2 separate regions of the Homo sapiens genome follow, and region 2 is linked to region 1. Evidence: read pairs that join two places in POLR2A ChIA-PET (ENCODE). Cell type or tissue: OCI-LY7. All regions are shown on one strand. Region 1 overlaps TRIM14 (tripartite motif containing 14). Region 2 overlaps XPA (XPA, DNA damage recognition and repair factor).

What was found. ChIA-PET counts read pairs that join two places held together with the same protein. Peaks named below come from ENCODE experiments on the same cell type or tissue, not always from the same donor. Only the 100,000 strongest peaks of a DNase experiment are listed, where the experiment ranks them.
Region 2: POLR2A ChIA-PET joins it to region 1 with 7 read pairs; 2 of 35 experiments call an interaction of 5 or more read pairs at or near these places.

What each region holds. Positions count from the first base shown.
Region 1 is chr9:98,107,548-98,110,047 of GRCh38, forward strand. TRIM14 (tripartite motif containing 14) reads right to left here. Exons shown (of 6, transcript NM_014788.4): 2 at 2,342-2,437. Among named protein-coding and RNA genes, the nearest start is that of TRIM14, 10 kb to the right of the region's middle. In OCI-LY7, no CTCF peak of the experiment used is centred here; DNase peaks (open chromatin) are centred at 624, 1,114 and 1,744; H3K4me3 peaks cover 2,027 bases; H3K27ac peaks cover 2,500 bases.
Region 2 is chr9:97,673,941-97,676,440 of GRCh38, forward strand. It overlaps XPA (XPA, DNA damage recognition and repair factor), which reads right to left. Exons shown (of 6, transcript NM_000380.4): 6 at 969-1,647. The coding sequence ends at 1,499. Among named protein-coding and RNA genes, the nearest start is that of XPA, 22 kb to the right of the region's middle. RefSeq lists an enhancer at 1,793-1,862. In OCI-LY7, no CTCF peak of the experiment used is centred here; no DNase peak of the experiment used is centred here.

The DNA.
Region 1 (2,500 bases):
ATCATTTTCCATTTTTATGACATTTTCAAATGCAACAATTATCAAACAAATTAATAATTGCCAGGGGTTAGGGATTGGTCGGGGGGATACAGTGGGTAGGGAGGTGACCATAAAGGTGTAGGTAGATTTTTTTTTTTAAGATGGAGTCTCGCTCTGTCATCCAGGCTGGAGTACAGAGGCATGATCTTGGCTCACTGCAACCTCCACCTCCTGGGTTCAAGCGATCCTCCCACCTCAGCCTTCTGAGTAGCTTGGATTATAGGCGCCACCATTCCCGGCATTTTTTTGTATTTTTTTTTTAGTAGAGATGGGGTTTCAACATGATGGCCAGGCTGGTCTCGAACTCCTGACCTCAAATGATCTGCCTGCCTCAGCCTACCAAAGTGCTGGGATTACAGGCATGAGCCACCTCGCTTGGCCTAGAAGAAGGTAGAACTTGGCAGTGATGGAATAGCCTGCATTTTGATTGCAGTGGTGGTTATGCAAATCTATACATGTGATAAGTTGACATAAAACTATACACACATACCATCCTTTTTTTTTTTTTTTTTGGATAGTGTGCTATAGTTATGTAACAAGTAACCCTTGGGGCAAACTAGGTCAAGGTACACAAAACTCTACTATTTTTGCAACTTCCTCTAAATCTATAAAAAGTTAAAAAGTTAGTTGGGGAAAGGGTCAAGAGAAAGAGAACCATGGCTTAGATTAAGCTGAAACCTACCCCAGGCCATCCCTCAGGCCAAGCTTATCCAACCTGCAGCCTGTGGGCCGCATGTGGCCCAGCACAGCTTTGAATGTGGCACAACACAAATTTGTAAACTTTCTTAAAACATCATGAGTTTTTTGGATATTTTTTTTTTCTTTAGCTCATCAGCTATTGTTAGTGTTAGTGTATTTTATGTGTGGCCCAAGACAATTCTTCCAGTGTGGCCTGGGGAAGACTAGACCCTCCACATGGGTCCTAATTCTTGGGGGCCCTCAAACCATATCTGCTCAGGCATTTGCAGACAGGGAGCCTGATCTTCAGGCCTCCCCACAACCCTTCCAACGTGACAGCTTTCACTTTCTAAATCCTTTGGTACTGTCTATCTCCTAGCCCAGAGTTCTGCTTGTGAAGACATGAGAGACACTATTAAGCTGGGACCACAGGTGTGAACTACAAACGTCTTCAGGGTACTGGCAAACTGTCATGAAGACAACTGACAGAGAATGGACTTTAGGCAAATGTGGGAGCCAATTCTGTGGCCTGGCCTGGTCACAGGAGAAACTGGGTGCCAGCTTCTCCCATGGTCACAGCCACTCCTCCTCTTGTGTGAATCAGTCAGGGGTTCCTTTTTTTTTTTTTTTTTTGATAGGGTTTTGCTCTGTTGCCCAGGCTGGAGCACAGTGACGTGATCCTAGGTCACTGCAGTCTCAAGCTTCAGGGCTCAAGCGATCTTCCCACCCCAGCCTCTGAAACAGCTGGGACTGCAGGCGTGCACCACCATACCTGGCTATTTTATTTTATTTATTTTTAGTAGAGATGGGAGTCTCACTATCTTGCCTAGGCTGGTCTCGAACTCCTGGGCTCAAGTGATCCTCCAGCCTTGGCCTCCCAAAGTGCAGAGCAGGGGTTCTTCCAGCTCTCAGTGGGGCAGGCCCCAGGAGGGCCTCCCACCCCAGCCCTCACTGCGAGGAGGGAGCAACAGAGGATGAAGGGGAGGAGGGAGCAACAGAGGATGAAAGGGGGAGGGAGCAACAGGATGAAAGGGGGAGGGAGCAACGGAGGATGCAAGGGGAAATGACCAGCCCCTGAGGCCCTAAAAACACAACAACTTTGTCATGTCAAAATGGTTACTTAGAATAACATCAGCCTCAAGTTCCCATTCAAAATCCACAGAGAATCCACTCAAACATCATTATGAAAGGAGAGTGAAGAAAGTACCTATTTGTGGAACAGATCTTACCCTACTTGCTTTCTTTCAGCATGGCAGTGGAATTAAAGAGATATCTGCATATTCCTTAAGCTGTGTTTTGCTTTGTTTAAGGCAATTTGGGATAATGGGCTAATTCCTCCAAGAGACTGGCAGATGACACTAAGGAACCAGAGATTTGCCACAAAGCAAAGGAAACCGGAGCTCAGGGCCCCTCACTTGCAGAGCCCCTTCATGGTCTTGCACCTAATTTTGTCTGTAATTTTGTGTTCTTTTTCTAAAGAACCCTGAATTATAGAAGCTCCAGGCCCCACCATCTGCCCCTTCGCAGTTGGTTTTTATTTTCATTGGCTCCATATTGGGGGTCCCTTTTGTCTGGGGGGAAATGTGGGTCTTTCCATGGGTATGAGGAAGAAATGTCCACTTGCCTTGAGCTTCTCGGTGGCATCTTCTATCTGGGTTATGTTGTCAATGTGCTGCTGCTTCTTGATTGCCAGCTGCTTTAAACATTCTTGGCTGAGTTTCTGTACAGGAGGGAGTTAGGAAAAAAGTCGTAATACTGTCACTTTCCAAATAACAGGCCCCCC
Region 2 (2,500 bases), 430 kb before region 1:
TGGTAATACATGCTCATTAACTAGTGGTTATTATGTGCCAGGTGCTATAGGTTCACCCTATTAACTACTTCAAACAGTCCTTTGAGATGATTATGCCCTCTTTACAGATAAAAACAGGTTTTGGAGTAATTTACCCACGGTCCACAGCTAGTAAGTGGAATTTGAACCTAGATCCAGTTGGCCCAAGAGCTCCTTCCCCGCCCCCATAATGCTCTTACAACAACCTGAACCCCTAGTTATTCTGTTGTCATCATCTGTTGTCATCAAGCTGAAAGCTTTTTTCCCCAGAGACATCTTGCTGCCCATTCAGAATCAATTTTTACTAAGCTGTAATATTTAGCATAGCACGTATTAGTCATTGAGTGTGAAGGTGTTTAAAAAAAAATCAAACTTGAAAAATACACAAACATTTCTGTGTAGTCTGAATTATTTGGACATGACTTGTTTTGACTTAGCCTTTCTCCAAGCATAATCTCCATTAAAGAAAAAAAAATGGAAATGTTTAAACTTCCTATTCTATTTGTACAGTAGGATAAAATGTCATGTCAAACAATTTGAAAATATCAGGTTATTTTAACTAACTGGAATTTGTTTTTGTCAAAAAATAATGCATAGACCCAATAATTCTTTTGACAAGCTACAGGAAAATTTCACTAAAGTTGATGCAGATGCCTGCGGTGATGTGAGACTTCACCTTCCTTTCCTTAGAAGTCTGAAAGCAGCATGGAAGCAAGCCTGGGACTAAATGAACATACTCCTAAGGCACTTAGGTGCATGCCTGGCACCTGGTTGGTAAATGCTCAGTAAATGTTAGCACTACTTAAAATAAACATCAGTGCCTTCTTTGATCAACAATCAGATAGTCAACCATGAAAACAGCTCTTTTCCATTTTAATCCAGCATTTAAAAAGCTATCTAGACTAATGTTAAGTCCCACAATAGAGGCCCCAAGAGTACAGAAAACATGATCAGACTCGTACAACTCAATGTTTATTTCTGCTATTAGGGCTTTTTCCAGCAGTAGTTCCCCACTGTTTCCACCATCGTGGAGACAGAAATCGTCCTAAAAAACACATGACTAGAACCTGGGGTACAGTGGTGCACCACCATTGCTATTATTTGTTTCTTGGTTAAGAATCCAGTTCAGCCTTTGTTGAACCCTTTTCCCTCTACCCCAATCTAGGGTTTGCCTTGGTATCTTGTCCTCAAATTTGTAGCTGACCTACCACTTCTGCACCTACTCTAGCACTCAGCTCCCATCTCTGTTGTAAGAAGGCAATCACAGACATGACATTGTGCACACAACCAGGCCAGGTGACCTTCACTGAAACTTGCTTTTAAGCCATAACATACATAATTATTACTGAAGTATTACTTATACAAGGGTTTCATTCATCTATGAAGATGTTGCTTTTTTTTTTGAATTTTGAAAAGGACCAATCTAAATTTCCTTTATTTAAATATAAAATTCTATAAAACAGGTCACTGAACTAAAAAATCACATTTTTTCATATGTCAGTTCATGGCCACACATAGTACAAGTCTTACGGTACATGTCATCTTCTAGGTTTTCTTCTGGTCCATACTCATGTTGATGAACAATCGTCTCCCTTTTCCACACGCTGCTTCTTACTGCTCGCCGCAATTCTGAAAAAAAAATTTTAAAGTCATCTTTTCAGTGGTGCTATTCAGGTGAATCCAAAAATCCAACTCCATCAAGCTTTCAGCCATGTACATGTGTGTGTGTCTATGTGTATTTAAACCATATATAGTTTACCTTAATTTTATAACAAAGTTGATTATACAAACTTGGCAAACTTACTTTCTTACCTCACTAGTTCGGCCTGTGAATCAAGTTGTCACTGGAGCAGTGTGAAACAAGAGATTCAGAAATGGTTATGTGGGTTGGTGGTATGCAAAACAGAACCATATTCAGAAGTGAGTTGAGTAACACAATAGGACACATTCAGGTACGTTTGACTTCAGATAACAGAATGCCACAGTAGGAAAAGGAGTCAGCTGAAATAATTAAGAAAAAGGAGTGTTTTTAAGTTCCTGTTAGGAGCTACGTCAATAAGCATCAAGTCAAGCTTTGCAAGAAAACTAGAAAGTAGAGAACTCTACCACTATGCTGGTATGTTTTCATCTTAGAAAAAGTGCTTGTGCAATAAGACCTCAAGTCTGTTGAAGTTCTTATAAGATGACAGCATTATTTTAGGAGAGGGCTAAAAATAAGAATCACAGAATGTTAAGAGCTGGAAAGAACCACAGAGTTTTGATTTTACTTCACTTTATTTTGCAAGTAGGGAAACTGAGCAAAGATAGTTTAACTGTGAAGCCAGGACACTGGTCATATTCTAATGTTTGGAGCTTTTTCTGCTACTTCGTGTCAAAATCATTTTACAAAGAAAATTATATTGGGTTCTTTGAAAGCAACCAAGTAAATCATATTTTAATAAAAAGCAACACTTTACACTTCTATTCTCACCAGTGATCCACC